2 separate regions of the Homo sapiens genome follow, and region 1 is linked to region 2. The links are chromatin loops, found by intact Hi-C in ENCODE. Cell type or tissue: GM12878. All regions are shown on one strand. Each heading gives the region's core, and the rest is flanking DNA. Links, peaks and the distances in the headings are about the cores only. Region 1 has its middle 18 kb from the start of AICDA. Region 2 overlaps KLRG1 (killer cell lectin like receptor G1).

Region 1 (16,567 bases), core at 4,939-12,938, 370 kb after region 2:
CTGCGAGATTAAATGAATTAAGTGGTTTAGGGTAGCACCGGCACATAGGCCCTATGTAAATGTGAGTGAGTCATTATCCTTTAGTCAACAAACAACTTTTGAACACCAAGTGCCCAGGGCAGTGCTGGGATGCAAAGTTAACTAAGACATGGCCTCTGCATTTGAAGATTAAATTAGAGTCACTTCTTTTTTTTTTTTGAGATGCTGTGTCACCCAGGCTGGAGTGCAATGGCACAATCACAGCTCACTGCAACCTCTGCCTCCCGGGTTCAAGCAGTTCTCCTGCCTCAGCCTCCTGAGTAGCTGGGATTACAGGCGTGCACCACCACGCCCGGCTAATTTTTGTATTTTTAGTAGAGACGGGGTTTCACCGTGTTGGTCAGGCTGGTCTTGAAATCCTGACCTCATGATCCTCCCGCCTCAGCCTCCCACAGTGCTGGGATTACAGGCGTGAGCCACCGCGGCCGGCCTAGAGTCACTTTATTGCTCAAGTTGTTTCTTTCTGCTTTTAATAACACCTTTTGCCTCCTACAATGACATTCATTGTCTTGTTTTCTTTTCAGGTTTTTATCATTTTTGATAATAAAAAATAAAGTAATGCTTTAAATTATACTATAAATTTATCATGCTCCTGTTCAGGGAAGGCATACATCTGCTCACTGCCTTTAGTTCTCCTCTACACATCTGCTGCCTAGTTTTGGCCAAGTGAACTTTCCACTGATATCCTGGGCTCTTTCCTCCCATTCCCATATCTGTTCTTTCTTCTCCTCAGTCCCAGAGCACTTATCATTTCTGCACCCCTTATTTATGGACTTTCTCCTCTGATTGTACAAACTAATAGCATCCCTAAAGAGAGAATAGCCCAGTCATTGCTTGTTTCTTTTTTCTGGCTATTCAGTCCCTAGAAGTCTCTGAGTTTAATCAGTTTTTTTTTTTCTTCTGGGGAAAGAGCTTTAATATCCTGGTACACCATGGTGAGCAGAAGCCCAGGCAAAGCATCTACACAGGCAGGTGTGTGTGGTTTTGAGCCCACCAGGTCCCACTTTGTCTCATCACAGTCCCTCCCTAAGGTGCTGCCTAGAATTCTGCACAAACGTTCTTACTCCCAAAGCACAGGGCTTTCTTCCAGCTTGCTTTTCGAAGGAGGCATTTAAACCAGGACAAAGACAGAAGATAAAGGAACAACCAGGCAGAGAGGCAGAGACGCTGACACAGAGTTCGGTTTTTACTATTATGTGTTTGGCTGGGTGCAGAATTGCCCTCACCACCCCTGGCCACCCTGGCCTCCTGGGAGGAACAGGCAGAGATGGCTCCAGATGGCTCTTGGCTGCCACTCTAGGCCTCAGGGCTTATACAATGAGCACAGCGGGTTCCACCTTCCAATAGGAAGTGCAAACTCTAATTCACAGTCAGACTTCACCAGGAGGGAGAGATGGTCTTGGCTGAAGGCACTTTAATCAGGGAGCAAACCCAGTGCCAGGGTTTGTCTTCCTTCTCGTTACTCTGATAAGTCTAGATGCCACTCTGTTGGAAAACCAGCACTGCCCACAGCTAGGGTTAGTGCACTGACTGAGCGAAGCATGAGACCTGCTCACTGGTACAACTTCTCGTTAGGGCTATTAGCATGGTCAGCTAGCAGCTAGCATGGAGTGAACTGTTTTCCATAGGCAGCCTCATACTTCTTGAGCCGGGCCACTATCTTCTGGGGGCCATACAGAGCCACAAAGCAGAAAGGCCCTCCAAAACAAGGCGGGAAGCCAAGCCCAAAGACAGCTGCGATGTCTCCCTCTGCAGGTGTGGCCAAGATCCCCTCTCGCAGGCACATGACTGCCTCATTCACAAATCTTGTCACCAGGCGGAACTGGATGTCTTCACCTGGGGAGACTTCAGACTTAGGAGGCATCTTTAGACTCACTAAGATACTATCCACATCAGAATTCAAATTCTTACTCTTCACACCCTCCTGATAGATGTAAAAGCCCTTCCCAAACTTGCGACCTAGGAAGCCCTTGGACACCATCTGTGTCAGCAGTTCTGGGTTTCCACCTCCAAACCGCTCCCCAAGGGCTTTGCGCAGATCTTCCGCCATATGTTTCGCTACATCCACGCCAACTTCATCCACCAGTGTGGCGGCACCCACAGGAAAGCCAAAGCTTGTGGTCAGGGAATCCAGCTTCTCCAGGTCAACTCCTTCCTGGAGGATTCGGATGACTTCAGACATCATGGGTGCAAGACACCTGGTGGTATAGAAGCCAGGTCCATCCATAACCACAATGATGACCTTCCCCTGCTTGAGACTGACTGCCACAGCTGAAGCACTGAGTGTCTTTGGAAGTTTTCTCGGTTGTGATCATCTCCAGCAGCTGCATCTTGTCCATGGGAGAGAAGTAGTGCATGCCAATCACCTTCTCAGGTCTTTTGCTGACAGCAGCGATTTCACTGATTGGGAAAGCAGATGTGTTACTGGCAAAGACACAGTGATCTGGAATCACCGCTTCTACTTCCTTTAGCACTCTGTGCTTAAGACTAAGGTCCTCAAACACAGCTTCAATCACCATGTCGACCTTTAAAACGTTGCTAATCAAGCTGCCCAGTTGAAGGGGTGGCCTGCCCCTCCACATCTGTGGGTGTTTCTCGTCGGGTGGGACGAGAGACTGAGAAAAGAAAGAGACACAGAGACAAAGTATAGAGAAAGAAAAGTGGGCCCAGGGGACCGGCGCCGGCACCGGTCTCTGAGTTCCCTCAGCATTTATTGATCATTATCTCTGCCCTCTCGGAGAGGGGAATGTGGCAGGACAATAGGGTAATAGTGGGGAGAGGGTCAGCAGGAAAACATGTGAACAAATGTCTCTGCATCATAAACAAGGTAAAGAAAAAGGTGCTGTGCTTTGATGTGCACATACATAAACATCTCAATGCATTAAAGAGCAGTATTGCTGCCAGCATGTCTCATCTCCAGCCCTAAGGCGGTTTTCTCCTATCTCAGTAGATGGAATATACAATCGGGTTTTACACCGAGACATTCCATTGCCCAGGGATGAGCAGAAGACAGATGCCTTCCTCTTATCTCAACTGCAAAGAGGCTTTCCTCTTTTTCTAATCCTCCTCAGCACAGACCCTTTACGGGTGTCGGGTGTCGGGCTGGGGGACGGTCAGGTCTTTCCCTTCCCACGAGGCCATATTTCAGACTATCACATGGGGAGAAACCTTGGACAATACCTGGCTTTCCTAGGCGGAGGTCCCTGCGGCCTTCCGCAGTGTTTGTGTCCCTGTGTACTTGAGATTAGGGAGTGGTGATGACTCTTAATGAGCATGCTGCCTTCAAGCATTTGTTTAACAAAGCACATCCTGCATAGCCCTAAATCCATTAAACCTTGAGTCGACACAGCACATGTTTCCGCAAGCACAGGGTTGGGGGTAGGGTTACAGATTAACAGCATCTCAAGGCGGAAGAATTTTTCTTAGTACAGAACAAAATGGAGTCTCTTATGTCTTCTTCTTTCCGCATAGACACAGTAACCGTCTGATCTCTCTTTTCCCCACACCCAGTCAAGTTGCTGAAGATGGAATCCCTTACAAATGATGTTAGAGCTTTCTTATTCACTTTATCATTCAATCCTTTGAACACTTGTTGCTGTCCTTGGCCTAGCCTAGTGAGTGTGGCATCTTTAAGTATAGTCTTTAGCCTCTTATCCACAGAGACTTGGGTGATGCCTGCTCCCTTCAGCCCTTCACCAAGAATAGCCAGACGCTTAACATCCTTCTGTGGTGCTCCAAATTTATTCTTCTTGCACAAGACCTGACCATGGTAGAGACCCATCAAGGCCTTTGATTCACTGGTCATTGCAAGCTATCCAAATTTCTGAGATTCAGAGAGATAACCAGCATCAATCCCTCGCTCAATTCCAGTCTTTACCACGTCAATTATTTTCAGAGGTGCAGGATAAAGGCCTTTAGTCTCCTTTTGCACTTTTTCTTCCACTTTTTTGTAAACCTGTTGCCTGACAAATGGAATAGTCATGGTGTACGCTGTCAATTTTTCCACCAATCCCTTGTCTCTCTTTGGAGAGATCTTCTTATCAGCTAGTCCTTTGGCAAAAGTAATTGCAACTGCTTCCAGGTATTCGATTGTCCATTCCTCTGGAGGTTTTATTCCCGGTCCCAGGGGTTCTACCAATTGGTCAACCAGTCCCATTTTCTTTGCGCTATCTGCATGAATGTTTCTACTAGTCAGCATCATGTCAAAAACAGCAGGCACACCCACCATTTTGGGCAGCCTTTGTGTGCCTCCTGCTCCTGGTAAGATCCCCAGCAAGACTTCAGGGGCACCTAATATTGTTTTTCCATCTTTTGTTGCTATTCTGTATTGGCATGAAATGGCAAGCTCAAGCCCTCCTCCCAGGCAGGATCCACTGATGGCAGCTATAACAGGCTTTGCGGCCTTTTCAAGTTTCTCAAATGTTCTCTGTGCTTCTTGTGATACCTGTGTTACTTCTTGAGGGGTCTTGCAAGTGGCTAACATATTGATATCAGCACCTGCAATAAAGCGGCCTGGCTTTGGATGAAATAAGGACAGCATTTCTGATTTGATTAGTAGCCCAGACTTCATTCATAACTTCCGTGAACTCTGAATGCAGCTCTTTACTCAGTGTATTTACCTTTGAAGTGGAAGATTTAATTCGAATAACTGCCACATCCCCTTTGACTCCATAGTTAATATGGGTTCTGGTCAGCAAAGCAGAAGACTCTGTAAAATTGCGGCGTATATAACCTTGGGATCAGAGGATCCTGAAGTCAGAGAAGCGGCTGAGGATGCCAATCGCCCGGTAGGCCACCATGTTGAGCTGAAGAGGACAGCAGTGAAGAGCACTTTAGCAGGGCCGCCTGAGCGGAGGACTTTTCCTCTTAATCAGGATTTTTAAAAATTAAGGTGAAATTGACATAACACACTATTAAGCATTTTAAAGTGTACAATTGAGTGGCGTTTGGTACATACAGACTTGTGTAACTACCACCTCTATTTTCTTTTTCTTTTTCTTTTTCTTTTCTTTTTTTTTTTTTTTGAGACGGAGTCTTGCTCTGTCGCGCAGGCTGGAGGGCAATGGCGAGGTCTCGGCTCACTGCAAGCTCCGCCTCCCGGGTTCACGCCATTCTCCTGCCTCAGCCTCCCGAGTAGCTGGGACCACAGGCGCCCGCCACCACGCCCGGCTAATTTTTTTTTGTATTTTTAGTAGAGACGGGGTTTCACCGTGTTAGCTAGGTTGGTCTCGATCTCCTGACCTCGTGATCTGCCCCGCCTCGGCCTCCCAAAGTGCTGGGATTACAGGCGTGAGCCACCGCGCCCGGCCCAACCACCTCTATTTTCAAAACTTTTTCCTATCCCCAAAAGAAAACCTCATATTCCTTAAGTAGCAACTCCCTAGTCTCCTCTCTAGCCCCTGGGCAACTACCAGTCTGCTTTCTGCCTCTAGGGATTTACCTATCCCGGATATATTTTCATATAAATTAAATACTTCCCTATAAATGAAATCATGCACAATGTGACTTTTCTAGTCTGTCTTAATCAAGATTTTAGGATTATTTGCTCGGAGCGTAAATAACTAATTACAGAGCACATCCAGGAAAATCATCTCAATAGGAGAATTTTGATTTTACTTATTTTTTGCTGTAGCCATACCTCCTTTAGGGAACCTATGGATGGAGGTCTAAAGTAACCCGAATGCATGGAGGTAGGGGCAGGCTGAATAAATTACCCAAAGTGCTGGCATGTACCGAGTTAGTAGTGTTGTTTTCTAACCATACTGAGATGGTTGACTCTCCCTTTCCTCCTCTGGTAACAAAGTGAAAAGGCCCTCATTGATTGGTAATTTTAGCCAATGTGTGGATATGGGCGGGGAGTGTGTGGATCGGTGATGGGTGGGTAAGAAGGGTGAGGGGTTGTGGGGAGGGGGAAACCGGCTGCAGTGTGAACTAAAGAATTTGGAGCTGCTGGCCGGGCGCAGTGGCTCACGCCTGTAATCCCAGAACTTTGGGAGGCCGAGGCGGGCAGATCACGAGGTCAGGAGATCGAGACGATCCTGGCTAACACGGTGAAACCCCGTCTCTACTAAAAAATAGAAAAAATTAGCCGGGCGAGGTGGTGGGCGCCTGTAGTCCCAGCTACTCGGGAGGCGGAGGCAGGAGAATGGCGTGAACCTGGGAGGCGGAGCTTGCAGTGAGCCCAGATCGCGCCACTGCACCCCAGCCTGAGCGACAAAGCGAGACTCCGTCTAAAAAAAAAAAAAAAAAAAGAATTTGAGCTGCTGATGTCAATTCGTTTGCTTCTCAAATCTCATTAAGGACACTGATTTTAATGAAATCAAGAGGGGTTGTGATTTGATTAGTAGAAAGGCAATCATCCGTGCAGACCCTAAAAGAAAAAGAGAACCAAGGAGGAAGAATTTACCAACATGGTTCCAGGACTTCGAGACTCTCTAGAAAGAAATATCTTTATAGATGAGAATGGCAATTCTACAGAAAACATGTTGTTTCTAATATGCTATAATTTCCTTAGGAACTGTCCCTCATCCATTTTAGAGCTAATTGGGTCAAGATTTATTCTACTAGTCTTTGGAATCATATCAGTCTTTACATTGCATCTCTGAGCAAACAACTAATATGGAATTTGGTCTTTGGAATGTATCTACCCACAAAGAAAAAAACCCTGTGAAGAGTTCCATGTGATTTGGAGCACCTCTAATTTTCCCTGGCATTTCAATTTGTTGAAAAGCGACCTCCTTTTCCCCATAACCCCATGACAGTTTAAAAATATATATATTGTCGTTTTAGAGCTGGATGAGACTTTGGAGATCTTCTAGGCCAATATCTATCAAAGTTTGGCTCCAAACTGACCACCAGATTTGGAATGAATTATTGGCATGTTTTTCAAAACGGCAGAGCCCTGGGATGCATGAAATCAAAATTTGTAGAATCTGCAATTTTATGCACTCACTCACTCACACCAAAATGTGAGAACCATAAATCTACTCATATTTCATAACTAATCAGAAAACTTGGAACTATGGGTGCAGATAACTTGTTGATGGTGACAACTTATATTTTTGAAATATCTCGTCTTCTACGTTTCTTTAAGGGAAGCTTTGAAGTAGAAAGACGAAATTTTGGTTATTCTTTTTTTTTTTTTTAATTTTACTTTGAGTTCTGGGATACATGTGCAGAACGTGCAGGTTTGTTGCATAGGTATACATGTGCCATGGTGGTTTGCTGCACCTGTCAACCCATCATCTAGGTTTTAAGCCCTGCATGCATTAGGTATTTGTCCTAATGCTCTCTGTCCCCTTGCCCCCCATCCCCCAACAGGCCCTGGTGTGTGATGTTCCCCTCCCTGTGTCCATGTGTTCTCATTGTGCAACTCCCACTTATGAGTGAGAACATGTGGTGTTTGGTTTTCTGTTCCTGTGTTTGGTGAGAATGATGGTTTCCAGCTTCATCCATGTTCCTGCAAAGGACATGAACTCATTCTTTTTATGGCTGCATAGTATTCCATGGCATAAATGTGCCACATTTTCTTTATCCAGTCTATCATTGATGGGCATTTGGGTTGGTTCCAAGTCTTTGCTATTGTCAATAGTGCTGCAATAAACATACATGTGCATGTGTCTTTATAGTAGAATGATTTATAACCCTTTGGGTATATACCCAGTAATGGGATTGCTGGGTCAAGTGGTATTTCTGGTTCTAGATCCTTGAGGAATTGTCACACCGTCTTCCACAATGGTTCAACTAATTTACACTCCCACCAACAGTGTAAAAGCATTCCTATTTCTCCACAGCCTCGCCAGCATCTGTTGTTTCCTGACTTAATAATCACCATTCTAACTGGCATGAGATGGTATCTCATTGTGGTTTTGATTTGGATTTCTCTAATGACCAGTGATGATGAGCTTTTTTTCATGTTTGTTGGCCACAAGAATGTCTTCTTCTGAGAAGTGTCTGTTCATATCCTTTGCCCACTTTTTGCTGGGGTTGTTTGTTTTTTTTCTTGTAAATTTGTTTAAGTTCCTTGTAGATTCTGGATATTAGATCTTTGTCAGATGGTTAGATTGCAAAATTTTTTTCCCATTCTGTAGGTTGCCTGTTCACTCTGATGAGTTTCTTTTGCTGTGCAGAAGCTCTCTAGTTTAATTAGATCCCATTTGTCAATTTTGGCTTTTGTTGCCATTGCTTTTGGTGTTTTAGTCATGAAGTCTTTGCCCATGCCTATGTCCTGAATGGTATTGCCTAGGTTTTCTTCTAGAGTTTTTATGATTTTGCTTTTTACATGTAAGTATTTAATCCCTCTTGAGTTAATTTTTGTATAAGATGTAAGGAAGTGGTCCAGTTTTCTGTTTTCTGCATATGGCTAGCCAGTTTTCCCAGCACCATTTATTAAATAGGGAATCCTTTCCCCATTGCTTGTGTTTGTCAGGTTTGTCAAAGATCAAACGGTTGTAGATGTGTGGTGTTGAAATATCTCATCTTCTAATATACCATTATTAAATATGGCAGTTATCGTAAGATAATATTTTATAAAAACAGTTATTATTTATAGAGTAACTTCTGTGCAACATGCTGAGACACTTGTTTATGTTATTATTATTATTTTTTTCAAGACAAGGTCTCACTATGTAGCCCAGGCTGATCTCAAACTCCTGACCTCAAGTGATCCACCAGCCTCAGCTTCCCAAAGTGCTGGGATTACAGTCGTGAGCCTCCATGCCTGGCCTACGATATCTTTAGCTATCCTGCAAAACACTTGTTTCACCTCTAAGCCACCTCAGTATTTATGCCTGAACATAGGAATAATAATAGTTCCTACCTCTTGGATTTAAATGAGATACTATGTGCAATGTGCTTAGCACAGAATCTTCCATAAAGTAAGTACACAATAAATGTTAGCTATTATCACTATTATTTGATCGCATTTTATACATGGAAGAACTGAAACATATGACATTAGGTAACACATTCAAAGAAATATGGAGCAGGAGGATGGATAGGAAATGGTGGAGACAGAATTCAAATCTCTACGTGCTAGATTACAAAACCTAACTTTTCCCACTACTCTATGTCTTATATGTTCATGATCAGAGGAGGTTCCTTAGTTCATTTTCCCATTAAAAATAATTCTTTTGTTTTAGCCCTTTGCCCAGTCCTAGATTTTTGATGCATTCTTGTTTACTGTTCTCTCATCCTTGAAGAGTCCTGGGCAGCTGCACAGCAGAAGTTGAATGAGTAATTCCTGTATATGCATAAAGGCCTGTCATTCAACTTCTTCATACCCCAGAGAAGTTCTATAATATGGCTGGCAGTAAACTGAGAAAAACAAAAATTGGGGAATGCAGAAGTAGAAGCACTCCAAAAATCACACTTTCACCCACACAGACTCCTTTTTGGGCTCTTTTTAAAAACAACAAAGTATCATATTGAACAATCTAGCTGGTGTCCAAAAATAGTGGCCTGGGGAGTCACTGCCGGAGCATGCTGGCCTCAGACACAGGAATGTACACCCTGGAGACTCCCAGGGGAAGTCCCCATTTTAGCTTCACACGGTGGCCATAATGAAACCTCACCTCGTGCTTCTCATGGTGAGGATTAAGTGGTGAAGTCCAGATGTGCACCAGCAGCACAATTTCCAAGTCATGTTATTTTTGTTAAAAATGAACTAGCCAGGTTGTGCTGTGGTTTTTCAATAGAAGTTGGTGAGGGGAGACAGTAGTTAGTAAGGAAAATAACTAATAGCTGAATGAAACCCCACAAAATTGTTTTTTAGTCTCACTAACTCCAAATCCCCCAAAACAGAAAATGATTCTGTAATTATAAGAGATATAATTTTTCTTCCCTTAGAAGAAGCAAGGTAAACAAGGAATATTGCTTTCTAAGAAATAAAGTATTTTCTTATGCTGGACAAATCATGTTTCCTTAACATAAAGAACTTTATAGTTACATGTAAATTAGTTAACTCTGGATTTTATTAGAGTTTTACTTAAGAAGATTATGTAAAATATGAATAACATCTCAATTTTATGTAATCATAGCTTTACTATGAGCCTTCACTCAAACCAGACTGAGCTCAAACAGTTGCTAAAGTATCAGAAGCAAGCCCTCACAACCCTGCTGTTCCTGTCGCCTGGAGAGAAGATGACAGGAACAGCAAGGTTGTGAGGACAACAAGCTCATGCTGTTCCTGTCACCTGGAGAGATGAGAAATTTTATCAAGCATATTTTACATATCCCAGATGCCACGCTTTCATATTCCCACACAGTAGCTAAGAAAACCATCAGGATGACTTTGTGAGGAAGGAATTCTTTCCCAATGCCATGCATTTCCTAAGTGACAGTGCCAGATCTGCTGGGCGTGGTGGCTCACTCCTGTAATCCCAGCACTTTGGGAGGCCAAGGCAGGCAGATTAATTAAACCCAGGAGTTTGAGACTAGCTTGGGCAAACATGGCGAAACCTTGTCTCTACAAAAAATACAAAAATTAGCTGGGTGTGGTGGCACATGTTAGTAGTCCCAGCTACTCAGGAGGTTGAGGTGGGAGGATTGCTTGAGGAGCTGGAGGCTGCAGTGACCTATGATTGCACCAGTGCACTCCAGCCTAGGTGACAGGGTGAGACCCTGCCTCAAAGAAAAAAAAAAAAAGGGACAGATCTTGGGCCCAAGTCTCTCTGTCTTCAAAGACCATGCTGGTTTCATTACACTATACTCTATTCCCAGAATTCTCTGCCCGATCATCAATGAAGATAAATGAATAGTCAAATATTTTTTATGCATTTCACTATTCAAATGATAAATAAATGTGCAAATCCTATCTATTCATCAAAGTCTCAATCAAGCACTGCCTATCATGAAGCTTTTGATTATTTCAATTATTTTGATTATTATAGCTTCTATCTACCATGATTTTGTTCTTCCTCTGAACTCATGCCACCAAGTGGATGATGCATATCCTGGTACAGCTGTCCTTTGGGAACCACGAGGGATTGATTGGTTCCAGGACCCTCCTCAGATAACAAAATCCGAGGACACTCAAGTCCTTTATACGAAATGGCATAGTATTTACATATAACCTACACACATACTCCTGTATACTTTCAGTCATCTCTAGACTACTTATAATACCTAATACAATGTAAATGCTATGTAAATAGTTGCTATACCATATTGTTTTTAAAATTCATATTATTTTTAATTGTTATTTTGTTTTTCAATTATTTTCAATCCAAGCCTGTGGAACTCACAGATATAGAGGTTCAACTATACTGAGTTTGTACAAGAGAGTAAGAGAGGCCAGGTGCAGTGGCTCATGCCTGTAATCCCAGCATTTTGGGAGGCTGAGGCGGGAGGATTGCCTGAGCCCAGGAGTGCAAGACTAGCCTGGGCAACATAGTGAAATCCTGTCACTATAAAAAATTTAAAAATTAGCCGAGAGTGGTGGCACATGCTTGTGGTCCTAGCTGCTCGGGAGGCTGAGGTGGGAGGATCATTTGAGCCCAGGAGGTTGAGGCTGCAGTGAGCTGAGATTGTGCCACTGCACTCCAGCCTGGGCAACAAAGCAACAAAGCAAGAACTTGTCTAAAAAAAAAAAAAAAAAAAAAAAAAAAAGGTAGGAGACCACAATTGGGAAAGTTTTAGCAAGAATTCATGCTTTTTACAGAGCATTAGAGAATCATTGTTTCTCAGTTTTTTCCCCATTAAACTGTCTATAAAGAAGAGTAAACTAAGAAATGCTGAGCATCTGAGGGTATAATTGCAAATCACTCAGCTTACTTGGAATCTATGTTTTATCTTTAAAAGTTTCATGATGCTATATTAGCAACCACCCTGGTAGGCCTGCTACATGTGGGTTTACTTTGCAGACAGGGGAAAATAAAAATTGTTGAAGTCTTCCGTGTCTTGAGGCCTTTTCCTTTTCTCATGAGAGCAGAAGATAATATGGGGAAAAGAAAGGCCGGGTGTGGTAGCTCACATTTGTAACCCGAGCACTTTGGGAGGCCCAGTCAGGCGGATGTCTTGAGTCCAGGAGTTCGAGACCAGCCTGGACAACGTGGCATAACCCCATCTTTACAAAAAATACAAAAATTAGCCAGGTGTGGTGGCGGGTGCCTGTGGTCCCAGCTACTTGAAAGGCTGAGGTGGGATAGCCCAGGAGATGGTGGTTGCAGTGAGCCAAGATTGTACCACTGCACTCCAGCCTGGGTGGCAGAGTGAGATTCTGTCTCAAAAAAAGAAAAAAAAAATAGGGGAAAAGACATAAGTATAAGGAAATTAATGTGCATATTACATTCTTCTCTAAATAATTTTTTATTTTTTTTATTTTATTTTTTTTTTTTGGGGGGAAGAAAAGTTTTACTAAATGGTCTTTTTTTTTTTTTTTTTTTTTTTTTTTTTTTTTTTATTGATCATTCTTGGGTGTTTCTCGCAGAGGGGGATTTGGCAGGGTCATAGGACAACAGTGGAGGGAAGGTCAGCAGATAAACAAGTGAACAAAGGTCTCTGGTTTTCCTAGGCAGAGGACCCTGCGGCCTTCCGCAGTGTTTGTGTCCCTGGGTACTTAAGATTAGGGAGTGGTGATGACTCTTAACGAGCATGCTGCCTTCAAGCATCTGTTTAACAAAGCACATCTTGCACCGCCCTTAATCCATTTAACCCTGAGTGGACACAGCACATGTTTCAGAGAGCACAGGGTTGGGGATAAGGTCACAGATCAACAGGATCCCAAGGCAGAAGAATTTTTCTTAGTACAGAACAAAATGAAAACTCTCCCATGTCTACTTCTATCCACACAGACCCGGCAACCATCCGATTTCTCAATTTTTTCCCCACCCTTCCCGCCTTTCTATTCCACAAAACCGCCATTGTCATCATGGCCCATCCCCAATGAGCCGCTGGGCACACCTCCCAGACGGGGTCGTGGCCGGGCAGAGGGGCTCCTCACTTCCCAGTAGGGGCGGCCGGGCAGAAGCGCCCCTCACCTCCCGGATGGGGCGGCTGGCCGGGCGGGGGGCTGACCCCCCCACCACCCTCCCGGACGGGGCGGCTGGCCAGGCAGAGGGGCTCCTCACTTCCCAGTAGGGGCGGCCGGGCAGAGGCGCCCCTCACCTCCCGGACGGGGCGGCTGGCCAGGCGGGGGGCTGATCCCCCCACCTCCCTCCCGGACGGGGCGGCTGGCCGGGCGGGGGGCTGACCCCCCCACCTCCCTCCCGGATGGGGCGGCTGGCCAGGCGGGGGGCTGACCCCCCCCACCTCCCTCCCGGACGGGGCGGCTGGCCGGGCAGAGGGGCTCCTCACTTCCCAGTAGGGGCGGCCGGGCAGAGGCGCCCCTCACCTCCCGGACGGGGCGGCTGGCCAGGCGGGGGGCTGATCCCCCCACCTCCCTCCCGGACGGGGCGGCTGGCCAGGCAGGGGGCTGACCCCCCCCACCTCCCTCCCGGACGGGGCGGCTGGCCGGGCAGAGGGGTCCTCACTTCCCAGTAGGGGCAGCCGGGCAGAGGCGCCCCTCACCTCCCGGACGGGGCGGCTGGCCAGGCGGGGGGCTGATCCCCCCACCTCCCTCCCGGACGGGGCGGCTGGCCGGGCGGGGGGCTGACCCCCCACCTCCCTCCCGGACTGGGCGGCTGGCCGGGCGGGGGGCTGACCCCCCACCTCCCTCCCGGACGGGGCGGCTGGCCGGGCAGAGGGGTCCTCACTTCCCGGTAGGGGCGGCCGGGCAGAGGCGCCCCTCACCTCCCGGACGGGGCGGCCGGCCGGGCGGGGGGCTGACCCCCCCACCTCCCTCCCGGACGGGGCGGCTGGCCGGGCAGAGGGGCTCCTCACTTCCCAGTAGGGGCGGCCGGGCAGAGGAGCCCCTCACCTCCCGGACGGGGCGGCTGGCGGGGCGGAGGGCTGACCCCCCCCCCACCTCCCTCCCGGACGGGGCGGCTGCCGGGCGGAGACGCTCCTCACTTCCCAGACGGGGCGGTTGCCAGGCAGAGGGTTTCCTCACTTCTCAGACGGGGCGGCCGGGCAGAGACGCTCCTCACCTCCCAGACAGGGTTGCGGCCCAGCAGAGGCGCTCCTCACATCCCAGACAGGGCGGCGGGGCAGAGGCGCTCCCCACATCTCAGACGATGGGCGGCGGGGAAGAGGCGCTCCTCACCTCCCAGACAGGGTTGCGGCCCAGCAGAGGTGCTCCTCACATCCCAGACAGGGCGGCGGGGCAGAGGCGCTCCCCACATCTCAGACGATGGGCGGCGGGGAAGAGGCGCTCCTCGCCTCCCAGACGGGATGGTGGCCGGGCAGAGACGCTCCTCACTTTCCAGACTGGGCAGCCAGGCAGAGAGGCTCCCCATATCCCAGACGATGGGGGGGCCAGGCAGAGACGCTCCTCACCTCCCAGACGGGGTGGCGGCTGGGCAGAGGCTGCAATCTCGGCACTTTGGGGGGCCAAGGCAGGCGGCTGGGAGGTGGAGGTTGTAGCGAGCCGAGATCACGCCACTGCACTCCAGCCTGGGCACCATTGAGCACCGAGTGAACGAGACTCCGTCTGCAATCCCAGCACCTCGGGAGGCCGAGGCTGGCGGATCACCCGCGGCTAGGAGCTGGAGACCAGCCCGGCCAACACAGCGAAACCCCGTCTCCACCAAAAAAAAAAACGAAAACCAGTCAGGCCTGGCGGCGCGCGCCCGCAATCGCAGGCACTCGGCAGGCTGAGGCAGGAGAACCAGGCAGGGAGGTTGCAGTGAGCCGAGACGGCAGCAGCACCGTCCAGCTTTGGCTCGGCATCAGAGGGAGACCGTGGAAGGAGACCGTGGAGAGAGAGGGAGACGGAGAGGGAGAGGGAGAGGGGGAGGGGGAGGGGGAGAATAATTTTTTAAATAAAAATGTTTTCCTCTAATTTTTGGGAAACCTTTAGGTTCCAGGAAAGCACGGCATATCCATCCTGTGGCTTCGACTTATCCTTGATTGATTGCTGCTCCGTCAAAAAATAAGCATATCTCCAGATATGCATGTCCCATTTTGAAAAGCATAGGGCTAGAGAAACCTAAAGTTCCTTCAACTTTGAGATGTCATGATTCAGTAATTTTTAGATTTGTCTTTTATAGCTATTTATTTTAATATCATCAGTCATTTAAGCATGTTGTCTTTTTTTTTTTTTTTTGGCAGAATCTCGCTCTGTCACCCAGGCTGGAGTGCCATGACACAATCTCGGCTCACTGCAACTTCTGCCTCCTGGGTTCAAAGGATTCTGCTGCCTCATCCTCCCGGGTAGTTGTGATTACAGGCATGCACCACCACACCCGGCTAATTTTTGTGTTTTTAGTAGAGACAAGGTTTCACCATGTTGGCCAGGCTGGTCTCAAACTCCTGACCTCAGGTAATCTGCCCGCCGGGGTCTCCCAAAGTGCTGGGATTATAGGCATGAGCCACCACTCCTGCCTTTAAGTATTATGTCTATTTTTAAAGCTTTTAACAACATTATAAACTGCTTGAAGAACTATAATGCACACCAGTATTCACCTTCGATGTTCCCCTTATGCTCTCTCATAATAGGCCTTTAATAAATATTAATCAGATGAATGAATTTCAGCTTTCAAAGGTAATCTTCATAAATTCGTCATAAAATCACTTTTTTAAATTGCCCCCAAAGGGGTAGAACATCAAAACAAACAGAATATTTGTTTCTCTCCAGGAACTTTATTTTCAAATGCTGAATATCTAAAACCGATTGATATATGTTAGAGAGAATCTTTTTTGCAGTCTATACACTGAAAAGATTTTCAAAACAGAAGGAGACATTATACAGGAATGTAGACTGTATTTTGTGTTGTGTTTATTAGGTTTTGCCAACACTATATCAAATATATTTTATAAAATAGAATAAACAAATATCCACAGATAATTCTGCCAACAGAGCCTCTTTTGATAAAGCAAGGAGCTCCAAGGAAGTACAGGTCCATGTTTCAATTAGATTTAGATTTAATACTTGCTAAGTCAACTGTCTACATTTTTGGGTGGAAGACAAAGTCTTTCTTGCATAAGCCATTTATTGAGTTTGCCTGACATATACCAATTCTAAATGATATAGTTATGTGGCGGCGGCAGGGGGATCTTTCTCTGTAGCTCTGATGAAGATTTCTAAATTGATATGGTCAAATAGATTAAGGTCTGTAGGATTGATTTTACCAGCTTGACAGTATTGCATGGGCTTTGGAGTAAGGCTGATGCTTTCAAATCTCAGTCCCAGCTTTTCTGCTTTCTAGCTGTTGGCTGAACTTGTTAGATAATGACTTTTTGTGTAGAGAATGGGATTACTCCCCAGTCAGACGCTGAGCAGGAAGAAAGAGGGCCCTTGTCAGGGAAGCTATTGGGCTTTAAAAAATAATTTCAGTTTCAGTAAGGATGTGAGTGTGTGTGTTTAAAGGAGGTGCCATTAAGAAATATGTGATAGGCTGGGCGTGCTGGCTCACGCCTTGTTATCCTAGCACTTTGAGAGGTCGAGGTGGGCAGATCACCTGAGGTCAAGAGTTTGAGACCAGGCTGGCCA
Region 2 (12,656 bases), core at 4,559-12,558:
TCCCCTCCCTGTGTCCATGTGTTCTCATTGTTCAACTCCTACTTATAAGTGAGAACATGCGGTGTTTGGTTTTCTGTTCTTGTGTTAGTTTCATTTATCCATTTATTTGTTGTTGAACATTTTGGTTGATTTCATATCTTGGCTATTGTCAATATTGCTACAATACATATGAGAGTGAACATATCTCTTCAACATACTGATTTTATTTCCTTCGGATAAATACCCTATATATATAATTATTATGTGCCAATTTAAAAAAATGTTAATAACAAAACTAAATTTAAAATATCATTTTCCTTAAAAATAATAAATAAAATGTAAACATTATAATAGCAACAACTCTTGACTACCATATCCCTAGCACCTAGAAAAATATATAAAATTATACTCAATAAATGCAGACCAGGCACAGTGGCTCCTGCCTGTAATACCAGCAATTTGGGAGGCCAAGGTGAGAGGATTACTTGAGGCCAGGAGTTCAGGACCAGCCTGGACAACATAGTAACACTCTATCTTTACGAAAAGTAAAAAATGTAGCCAACCAGGCATGGTGGCATGTGCTTGTACTTGGTGACATGTACTTGGGAGGCAGAGGCAGGGAGGAGGATCACTTGAGCCCAGGAGTTTGAGGCTAAAGTGAGCTGTGATCATGCCATTGCTCTCCAGCCTGGGTAACAGAGCAAGATCCCATCTCTTTTTTAAAAAATTATGTTTAATAAGTATCTATAGAAATAAAGAACACACAATTAGGTATTATGCTGCAAGAAGTTAAAACTCTCTGAACACATGGCAATCATTAAAAAGTCAGGAAACAACAGGTGCTGGAGAGGATGTGGAGAAATAGGAACACTTTTACACTGTTGGTGGGACTGTAAACTAGTTCAACCATTGTGGAAGTCAGTGTGGCCATTCCTCAGGGATCTAGAACTAGAAATACCATTTGACCCTGCCATCCCATTACTGGGTATATTCCCAAAGGACTATAAATCATGCTGCTATAAAGACACATGCACACGTGTGTTTATTGTGGCACTATTCACAATAGCAAAGACTTGGAACCAACCCAAATGTCCAACAATGATAGACTGGATTAAGAAAATGTGGCACATATACACCATGGAATACTATGCAGCCATAAAAAATGATGAGTTCATGTCCTTTGTAGGGACATGGATGAAATTGGAAATCATCATTCTCAGTAAACTATCGCAAGGACAAAAAACCAAACACCGCATGTTCTCACTCATAGATGGGAATTGAACAATGAGAACACATGGACACAGGAAGGGGAACATCACACTCTGGGGACAGTTGTGGGGTGGGGGAAGGGGGGAGGGATAGCATTAGGAGATATACCTAATGCTAAATAACGAGTTAATGGGTGCAGCACGCCAGCATGGCACATGTATACATATGTAACTAACCTGCACATTGTGAACATGTACCCTAAAACTTAAAGTATAATAATAATAAAAAAGAAAAAGAAAAAAAAAACCCTCTGAACACAAACTCTGTATTTTTTACTTTCTCTCTGTGGAGCACTTAACTGTGCATGCTGGGGGTAAGAAGGTAGACCGGAGAGTGAATGAAGTATACGACAGATGAAATGACACTGTAATTTTCAAGATAGCTTAAAATTTTTGCATTTCTTAACCAACTTGTTTAAAGAATTATTTAAATTAGGAAAAAAAGAATGGATTTTTTTTAATATTTTCACAAAATTGGTGTGAATGATAGCCATGATCTAAAAGATTCAAAAATAAATGTTACTGCATTCAAAGTATATAAAATTTGAGTATATTCAAATCAAAAATTGTAAGCTAAATATTTGAAAAAATAAATAAAATTAACAAAAGGAAAAAAAGAGTGATTCCCCATTTCTCCACTGATAATGAGAAAAACAGTCCATTTCTTTTTCTTTCATTTCAAGAGGAGGAACGGCAGCTAATGAAGCACAGAAATTGATAAAGATTTGCTCAGAAATTTCAGTTAGAATCTGCAGAGCTAGGATTAGGTAATGCCCACGTACAAACCCCAATCCTGTGCTCATTTACTACCCTCAAGACCCATATAATTCTAAATCACTTGATCAGTCAGTCCTCTTACAACTTCTCATTGGTGAGGCTGGATATTGAAAATGTTTATTATGGCACTTTCACTCGAAAATCTTCCCACTTGGAAGAGGCCTTCAAAACCATAGTACAATAACCTTATATTCTATGTACTCATGGATAATGTGTGTGTGTGTGTGTGTGTGTGTGTGTGTGTGTATTAGAAAGAGAGAGAATATAGAAGCAGCATGAAAGTACAAATCGGTCTGGTGCAGTGGCTCACATCTGTACTTCCAGCACTTTGAGAGGCCAAGGCAGGAAAATCTCTTGAGCCCAGGAGTTCGAGACCAGCCTGGGCAACATGGCAAAACTCCATTAATACAAAAAATATGAAAATTAGCTGGGCATGGTGGCACATGCCTGTAGTCCCAGCTACTTAGGAGGCTGAGACAGGAGGGTCATTTGAGCCTAGGAGGTGGAGGTTGCAGTGAGATGAGATTGTGCCATTGCACTCCAGCCTGGGTGAGAGTCTCAAACAACAACAACAACAACAACAACAAAAGTATAGGTAAAGGTGGTAACTGAGAACTCTTGTCACCCAGAGAGGGTGTGAGCTAGAACACTTAGGTGTTATGTCACTTAGAGTTTGTAATGTTTGCTTATATTTTAGAAAAAATGCAAACCCTAAAAGCAAAGTGAAGATAAAACCCAAACAAATAAAATCAAGGGCACTTTTTCTTTTCTTTTCCTTTTTTGCTTTTTTAGTTCAACATTTATACCTTCCACATACACTTCTGTATGTAGTATTTTTAATTGAAATTAAAATATCATTAAGGCACAAAGCATACCCCTTAAACTTCCAAATTAAAATGGTTTACAGAATGTATGTAAGTTATTTCAACCCATATTAAGAAAAACTAATAATACATCAAAACTATAAAATCTTATCTTTTGATTAGCCAACTTAATTTTAGGGAATATAATGTAAATAAATAACTGCAAGCAAAATGATTTCTATAAATATGCTCACAGCTCATGACAATTGAAAACAAGGAGAATTTTATCTAAGAATATGAAAAGATTTAAGCAATAGTGGAATGATGCAAGACGTATAAAAATAATATTTAAAACTAAATAAAAAATAAAATAAAATCTGGTTGCAACTTTTTATTACCTGGAATAATTTAATGCTTAGCAAAAACCAAGAATGAAATAATGCTATTTGATAAAAGCAGAATACAAAATAATGGGTTCCAAAACACCTAAAAACATAGGATAAATGTATTTTTAGGCAGTATATCTCTGTTTTGTCCCACCAAACCCATGGCTGAAATCATCCCAAAAGCAGCGACAGGGGAATTCCCACAAGGGAGGACCCCAAATCATCATGAGATGGGGTTGGTTGGGATACCATAGAATAAAGCACTAAATGTCAAGGTGATCTGTGCAAAGCATCTATTAGGGGAAGTTACAGAGGGCTGCAGCAACACTCACGATGGACAGCCAGAGAAAAGGAGCATTTGACCTACATATGTCCACGGCCAGGGGGTCAGAGATGGAGATTTTATGAGGGTTTAAGGAATCTGACTTAGGGCTGGGGCTAGTTTATTTCAGTGTTTTGAGCAGCAACCTAGATACCTTTATCAGTGACTGGAAATGTTCAAGGCTGGGGTTTGGGTAGAGCCTGCAGGGGAAAAACCTGTAGCTGGGCGGGTCACAGAGCGGTCAAGGCCCTCTGCGATTTTCAGCCAATACACAGAAAGAAAGCCAGGCACTGGGGAACCCTACAGTCTCATATTTTAAAATAATATCATTAATATGTTTTTCTTCAGACACTTTTTCAGGTGAAGTATTTAAAGCAAAGGATGTAATTACTAATTTGAAAAAAATTTACAATACAGAGTACTCATAAGGTCTAAAAATAATTATATCTATTGCTTTAAATTTAGAGATGTTTCACTTGAAAACATGTCTCAAGATTGAGTAAAAATATAGAGCATATTACTTGAAAATGTAACCAACATACTGTTTAAAAATAAGTTTAGCCTGTTTCCAGACTTTTCAGATATCCTATAATATGAACACATTAATTACCATCATCTAAAAACATGCAAATAACGTTAAGAAATTTCAAAGGAAAATCTGACAGGTTACAAATTACTAGAGCTTAATATCAATAAGAATTTTCCCTATAATTTTGTGTAAGTACACAATGCTAAAAGTCAGTAAGCCCTGCTCCGTAAACCATCATTTGCTCCACTTTTTAAAAGCTTGTGGAAACAGTGTCTGTCAATAGATGGATATCCAAATTCACAGCAGCCTTACTCTCAACAGTCAAAAGGTTGAAGCATCCCAGGTATCCACTGATGAATAAATGGACAAACAAAATGTAGTATATCCATATAATAGAATGTTATTCAGCCATAACTTTGATACATGCTACAACACGGAAGAACCTTGAAAACAGTGTTCTAAGTGAATAAGTGAGACACTAAAGGACAGAATAGGCAAATACATAGATATGGTAAGTAGAATAGTGATTACCAGGGGCTAGAGGGAGGGGAGTTATTGTTTAAGAGGTACAGAGCTTCAACTGGGGATGATGAAAAAGTTCTGGAGATGATGGTAGTGATGGTTGTACAACAATGTGAATGTACTTAATGCCACTCAATTGTACACTTGAAAATGGTTAAAATAGTACATTTTATGCTATGCATATTTTCCCACAATTTTTTAAGTTAAAAAATAGTGGAAATATCCTAGCTTATCATGCCCATCCCTTGTTATGCAGTTGACACTAGCTGCTTAATCTGATTATAAAGAAGCGTGACAAAAGATGCACATTACCAGACTGTGAAGACCTCCAGAGTAAAGCAATTCCCCTACCATCTATGCTGTGTTTCCAGCCATTTCTTTGAATCTTCTGACATGTCATCTCAGATTTCCTCATAAACAATATACTCAATTCAACAAGTCATAATTTACTCTGTGATGCATATTTTACTGAAATTGTATGTCTTGGGACACAGAAGAGCAAAGTAAAAGTTATTTTTGGCTCTGGGCTTTATATTGTTTTTTGAGTTTTTTGTGTTTTTGAGACAGAGTATCACTCTGTCTCTCAGGCTGGAGTGCAGTGGCCTGATCTCGGCTCACTGAGACCTCTGCCTCCGGGGCTCAAGTGATTCTCCTGCCTCAGCCTCCTGAGTAGCTGGGATTACAGAAACGTGCCACCACACCCAGCTAATTTTTGTATTTTTAGTATAGATGGGGTTTCACTATGTTGGCCAGGTCTTGAACTTCTGACCTCAAATCATTCACCCATCTCGGCCTCCCAAAGTGCTGGGATTACAGGCGTGAGCCACCACGCCCGGACAGTCTAGAAAGTTTTATCTTCACTTTGTACATGAGGAAACTGAGAGTCAAAAAGGTTAAGAAAGTTGTTGAAGTTCGCATAGCTAGTAAGAAATATAGTAAAAGCACACTCATGACTGTCTGAAAGAAACCAAGCTGTTTTCATTACCTGATTAAAAATATACAGAAAAGTGACCATGTTACCATAGTGTTTGCATTGCTGCACCCAAAGAAGGAAACTTTGGATATTATTAGATGTAAATCCTAAATATGTGAGAAGCCGACATCAAAAGCTCGGGGAATCCCAAGGTCAGGAAGATAGGTAAAGTTGAATGAGAGGTTGTTGCAAGAGTAAAGTTGGATCATATAATTCCAAATTATGATAATGAGGAAGAGAGATATTATAGGGCAAGGAGCATCAGAATAGATTTAAAGAAATCAAAGCAGTTTCACTGGGAACTCACTAACGAATGCATACTTTAAAATAACATACCAATAACTATAAGGAACCAGGCTAACAACATCCAGGATGAACTGAGCTTGGTGGGGGAAAAATGGCAAGAAAAATCAAGAATTTGAATATATCCAAACATCTAAAGATATACTCATAGGGCAAGAAGAAGCAAGGGCTGATGCCATAATGTTAACACAAAAATGAGAAAATAACAGAGAAATTTAATTTCCATTTTATTTTCTCTATCAAGAATAATCTTGAAGTCCCAGATAGAAAAAAAAAAGAGATAATAAGAAAGCATCTCACTATTTTAAATATATTTAAGCCTATAATCCCAGCACTTTGGGAGACCAAGGCGAGAGGATCACTTGAGCCCAGGAGTTCAAGACCAGCCTGGGCAACATAGTGAGACCTCATCACAATAAATAAATTTAAATATCCACGGTCATACAATGTACATTCTGTATGTCAATTCAAAAAAATTTTTAAATATGTATAGAAAAGAAACCAGAAGACAATTAGTAGAAAAAGTTGTCTTGTTGAACATATGCAAAATGGATTCTGGAAGCTGTCAAATACGATATTTCTATAAGTGACTTTGAAGGTGAGTTGATGTGGATTTTTTTTTTTTTTTTTGAGACAGAGTCTCGCTCTGTTGCCCAGGCTGGAGTGCAGTGGTGTGATCACGGCTAACTGCAGCCTCTACTTCCTGGGTTCAGGGGATTCTCTCACCTCAGCCTCCCGAGTAGCTGGGACCACAGGTGTGCGCCACCACACCCAGCTAATTTCTGTATTTTTTTGTAGAGGCAGGGTCTTGCCATGTTGCCCAGGCTGGTCTTGAATTCTGGGTTCAAGCAATCCACCTGCCATGGCCTCGCAAAGTGCTAGGATTACAGGTGTGAGCCACCATGCCCACTGGAGTAGAATTTAAAATTTGGCTCTGCCAGATTTGTAGCCTTAGACTTACACTCATTAATTCTCCGAATTTTTTTTTTTGAGACAGTGTCTCACTCTGCTGCCTAAGCTAGAGTGCAGTGGTGCAGTCTCAGCTCACTGCAGCCTCCACCTCCTGGGTTCAAACGATTCAGGTGCCTTAGCCTCCCAAGAAGCTGGGATTACAGGTGCATAACAGCACGCCTAGCTAATTTTTGTATTTTTAGCAGAGATGGGGTTTCACCATGTTAGCCAGGCTGGTCTCGAACGCCTGACCTCAAGTGATCCACCCACCTCAGCCTCTCAAAAGTGCTGGGATTACAGGCAGGAGCCACTATGCCCAGCCAATTCCTCTGAATTTTATTCATTCACCAACAAAATGGGGATGTTGAACTCTACTTTTTAGAATTGCTGTGACGATTAAGAATACTATACATAAAGGTCGGGCGTGGAGGCAGGCGCCTGTAACCCCAGTTACTTGGGAGGCTAAGGCAGGAGAATTGCTGGAACCCTGGAGGCAGAGGTTGCAGTGAGCCGAGATTGTGCCACTGCACTTCAGCCTGGGCAACAAGAGCAAAACTCCATCTCAAAAAGAAAAAAAAAAAGAATACTATACATAAAACATCTGGCAAAAAGCAAGTGCTCAATCCATGGTAGCCTCTGTTATTATTGTACACTTTGCCGTAAGTGATCTAAGATAGGAGGTGAACTCTACGTAAGCATCTCACTGAAAGATGACCGTTTAACAGCATAAGAGGGATATTTTCCATAGGCCTGTAGATTCTACATATAGCAACAAAATTCTCTAGCAGCACTCTCCACCAATGGAATGTCAGTTTGAAAAACTTCAGTTTTAATAGATCCATAGAGCTCTCTTTTTTATTTTTACTTCTTGCTTTTTTGGTAGTGGCTCAGACCCCAGTATGATACTAGAAACATTGTACATACCTCAAAATAGTATGTAAATCTTGCCCTGAGAACAAAAGAATAATAACACTAGAACAACAGACGCAGCAGGGCACGTAAAATCAATTTGGTTCTACAGAATCTGACAAAAGCCGGAGCAAGAAAAAGAATTAAACCAGAGAATCAAGTAAGATTCCACAGGAATGTTAAAAGTAAAACTTATGACATCTAGCAGGGACATTCCGCCCTCTCCAGCACTGACTTGGCCCCAAGGAGCCTTAGGAGAAAATAAACTCAATTTGGAAATGCAGTGAATGTAACTCTGCTGGTTTTACTCAACAATAGTCTAAGGAATGGGGGCATGTCAGGAAGCAGAGGAAGGACAAAATCCCTCTAATGATCCTGCCCTTCCTCTGGGTTCCTCAGAGAAACAGAAATATTGCCATTTTCCCAGATATTCTGTGCCCTTCATCCTTTCCCTCCTCACCTCTCATGATCACACTGTGAAATTTATAGCAGCTGCTACACCACAATTTTCTGTGGCAGTGTCTTGTGCTATGACTCACGACTCCTGTTTATCAGTTTTGCCCTCAATGTTTCAAGTTCATGGCTCACTTCTGCTACTGACTTTAGTCAGCTCAAATCCTGAGAGTCACTATATCAGAATGAGAATAGGAGTTGCTACAACAAGGTCCAGAAAGCAAGGCTATATTGCTGGAGGCCATAAAACTAAGAACTCATGTTTAATTAATACAACTCAATGCATTCTGCCACCTCACTTAGAGAAGGCTTTAAAAAAAAAAGTTAGTCACAAATGTGGAATGATTTAGAGTTTAGATTCTATGTGGAATTCCAAAGGAGTAAGTGTTCCTTTGGCAGAAAACAAGAATCTGTATGCTTTATATAGGTAGTTATATAGGTAGCTATAAAATTTAGGAACTATATGTTCTCCCCCACTGCTTTAGAGTAACCTCTGGATTTTTCCCAAGGTAAGTTAATATAGTTTAATTCTCAATAAATTGTTCTCTGTGACTAGATCCTACCCAATAAAAGAAAACAGAAAACAATAGCAAAACACAAAAATCAGTATCAAATTAGCACTAACACAAAACTAAGATTTCTTGTTTTCCTTATAGATGTTATTTATGTTGACAAATTAGAATTTGATTGATTTTTATACTAGGCAACCTCAGGATGTCAGTTCCTTGTATTGCCTTGAGATGGTCTAGGACCAATAGCAAGCTCTTTTCCAAGAGATTGCTGGGTGGATAGGAAGGATCTGAGGGGCCTGAAGGAAGTGGAGGCCACCACACACACACACACATGCACGTGCACGCGTGTTTTCTTCCTTATATCCCAACTTTCTCAACATTGCAGTCTGGAACTTATTGGATTCCAGTGAATTAAGGGAAAACTTTTTAAAAGAAGGCATTTAAGCCCTTGCCACAATCACTCTGTCCCCGTGATCTCTATCTTTCCCTCCCTCCCAAGTTCCACTATATAAGGACTGGCACGGTGGCTCATGCCTGTAATCCCAGCACTTTGGGAGGCCGAGGCGGGCAGATCACAAGGTCAGGAGATCAAGGCCATCCTGGCTAACATGGTGAAATCCCATCTCTACTAAAAATACAAAAAATTAGCCAGGCATGGTGGCACACGCCTGTAGTTCCAGCTACTTGGGAGGCTGAGGCAGGAGAAGCGCTTGAACCTGGGAGGCGGAGGTTGGAGTGAGCCAAGATCACACCACTGTGCTCCAGCCTGGATGACAGAGGGAGACTCTGTCAAAAAAAAAAAAAAAAGAATCTGCTGCCTTGTTGTTGGACCTGTAGGTTTCCGGACCTAAGACTTCTTTTAACTAGACCTGTATTTCAGGTCTCATTCCTCTCCAAAACACTCACCATCCTTCTGCCTCCTTGCCCCACATACACACTTACATGCTATACAAGCATCTGGGTTGCTGTAACTGAGGTTTGTTGGGTCAGACAGCATAAGGGTAAAGAGTGGGGAGGGAGAGGGAAGAAGGCAGAAGTAGAAGAGGAAAGAGAAGAAGAGGGAAGGGGAAGAATATAGTATCCCCCCCAAATCACAGATTCCTTCTGTTCCTTAAAAGAGGATACATGATACATTTAAATAGCAGTTTAAAAACAAAAACAAAAACAAAACAAAAACCCTACATTTTCTAAATGTTTGCATTTACCATTTCCTGATTGTCCGTTATCACAAGGAGGTGTGAGTCTCTGGCTAGGCAGAATTCCAGACTAGAATTCCAGTCCTTTTCCTCCACTGAGAAATAATAACAATGGTTACCATATTTCATCCAGCGGTCTGGGCAGCTAGGACAGCTGGCACAAGTGGAGTAGTTGGAGCCTAGGAGAGAAGAGGACCTGGTTCACATCTTTATGGACCACTCAGTCTTGGAAATGAAATGGGAGATAAAATGGAATATGGCAGCCCTGGGTCTTCCCTGCTCCACCACTTTTCAGATTAAGGGTTAGAGAAATGTGTAACAATGCGTGGTGTCAATTTGAATACCTCATAATGTCCTCATAATGTCCAACTCCATCATCTACTAAGTATATATTCCACTACACAAGAATATGACTATAACTGAAGGAACAAAGAAGAAAGCATACAACAATCTGCCTGAAAACTCTGGAGCAAGTACTTGACTTGTGCTAGAGATCTCTGTGCACATGTAATATACACACACCAGATAACTGTGAATTCATATGATATGCATCTGTGTACTGTCTTTGCTCTGTGTATATATTGCATAATTGCATAATGTATATTGCTTAAATCAGGCAGAATCATTCAGAATGCCCAACTGAAAATGCCAAAAAGAAATTAGGAAAAGCAAACTTAACTAGAATGAAAGGTTTTGCTTTTTTATTATCACAGATGTAACTGTCCCTCACCATTGAAAACTGGAAAAAAACCCTTATACCTCAGCAAAAAGAACTTACTTTGATATTTTTCAAAAGGGTTTTCTGGCAGAGAAGCATAACAGGTGCTAAAGTGAAAAGTGATAGAATGCCCTAACCGAGCTCTTTTAAATACGGAAGATCCACATTCCTTTAAAATGGTTGGTTCATAGTTCTGTCAAGATGAAAGGGAACTGACCAGGCATGGTGGCTCACTCTTGTAATCCCAGCACTTTGGGAGGCCGAGGCAGGTGGCTCACATGAGGCCAGGAGTTCAAGATCAGTCTAGCCAACATGGTGAAACCTCATCTCTACTAAAAATACAAAAAAATCAGCTGGGCATGGTGGCACCCGCCTGTAATCCCAGCTACTTAGGAGCTGAGGCATGAGAATCACTTGAACCCAGGAGGCAGAGGTTGCAGTGAGCCAAGATCACACCACTGCACTCCTGCCTGGGCGACAGAGCAAGACACTGTCTCAAAAACAAACAATCAAAGATGAAAGGGAACTGAATATGCTTTCAAGGTAATTCCAACCAAGATTCCAAAATTCTATTGATTTTTCTACTTCAGTTTCAATACTTAAACATATGTGCATAAACTCGCCATAAGCACAATTCTACAGTGAGCAAGTATGAGCCATTATACTCCATGAGCACATGTGTAGATATATAATTGCAGAATAGAGTATATATCTACTCTAGATTTGGGAGTTACAAAGTGGGGAAAGTAGTATTTTTCATATAAATATTAGATAATTGTTCTCTAGGAAGTACTGGCATACAACCAATATAAGTTCTGGAGATCAAGCTGTTAAATTGGCACCTTATAGATTTTGCTTTTTCCATACAACTGTGACATTACTCAGCCTGGATTAGAAATTCCCAACTTCCCTAGGAGTTCCTTTTTGTCAAAGGTCGGACTTGGCTCTGAGGTAGAAGCCCTGGAGCTGAACTCTTAGAATCCTAATAAATCGGCAGAGCGCAATGGCTCACACCTGTAATCCCAGCACTTGGGGAGGCCAAGGCGGGCAGATCACAAGGTCAGGAGTTCGAGACCAGCCTGGCCAACATAGTGAAACCCCGTCTCTAATAAAAATACAAAAAATTAGCTGGGCGTGGTGGCAGGTGCCTGTAATCCCAGCTACTCGGGAGGCTGAGGCATGAGAATCGCTTGAACCTGGGAGGCAGAGGTTGCAGTGAGCCGAGATCACGCCATTGCACTCCAGCCCAAACAACATTGCGAGATTCTGTCTCAAAATTTTTAAAAAAATTTAAAAAAGAACCCTAATAAATCACTTCTGTGTAATCGGTCACTATCATCCCCTAAAAATATAAACCTAAGCTAGGACTCTAGACTGTAAAACAACAAACTGAGAGTCCTCTAGATCACCAGATTTAAGGTCCTAGAAGAACTAAACTTAAAAATTAGTTTTAGAAAATGTGAAAGCACCTGAATGGCAAAAAAAAAAAAAAAAAAAATTCAGAATGTTTCATTACATTATGATATATCTATTATGTGAAAAGTTAAACATCATTAATATTATAATTCAATCATCCCAATAAATATGGCAGTAAGGAAATGTTTCTGGCAACATAAAATTAAAAAGCAATATACAAAATTATGAGCATACTACGATAAGAACTATTCTCAGCCTTGCATTAAAAGAAAGAAAGGTGGGAGAAATTTTAAGAGGACTTGACTGCAGTTCTATTAAGAAAATATGGTCAGGTGCAGTGGCTCACACCTATAATCCCAGCACTTTGGGAGGCCAAGAAGGGCAAATGGCTTGAGCCCAGGAGTTTGAGATCAGCCTGGGCAACATGGTGAAATGTCTTTACAAAAAAAAAAAAATAATAATAATAATACAAAAATTAGCCAGGCATGGTGGTATGTGCCTGTGGTCCCAGCTACTCGAGAGGCTGAGGTGGATCACTTGAGCCTAAGGAGGTCAAGGCTGCAGTGAGCTGTGACTGTACAGTGGCACAGGATCCGCTGGTATAGCAGCACACAAATCTATCACCTACAGCCTGGCTGA

The links. Hi-C counts contacts between places; a loop is a spot of excess contacts. Peaks named below come from ENCODE experiments on the same cell type or tissue, not always from the same donor. Only the 100,000 strongest peaks of a DNase experiment are listed, where the experiment ranks them.
Region 1: it touches region 2 in a loop (11-fold over the local background); 1 of 110 quality-filtered maps calls a loop at or near these places.

The regions. Positions count from the first base shown.
Region 1 is chr12:8,622,638-8,639,204 of GRCh38, reverse strand. It overlaps the pseudogene HADHAP2. Among named protein-coding and RNA genes, the nearest start is that of AICDA, 18 kb to the right of the region's middle. RefSeq lists enhancers at 1-31, 239-1,046, 2,663-3,472, 9,478-9,697, 10,943-11,934. In GM12878, for the core only: no CTCF peak of the experiment used is centred there; a DNase peak (open chromatin) is centred at 9,514; H3K27ac peaks cover 2,065 bases.
Region 2 is chr12:8,992,525-9,005,180 of GRCh38, reverse strand. It overlaps KLRG1 (killer cell lectin like receptor G1), which reads right to left. Exons shown (of 5, transcript NM_005810.4): 3 at 9,893-10,062. Among named protein-coding and RNA genes, the nearest start is that of KLRG1, 9.3 kb to the right of the region's middle. In GM12878, for the core only: no CTCF peak of the experiment used is centred there; a DNase peak (open chromatin) is centred at 8,310; H3K4me3 peaks cover 258 bases; H3K27ac peaks cover 543 bases.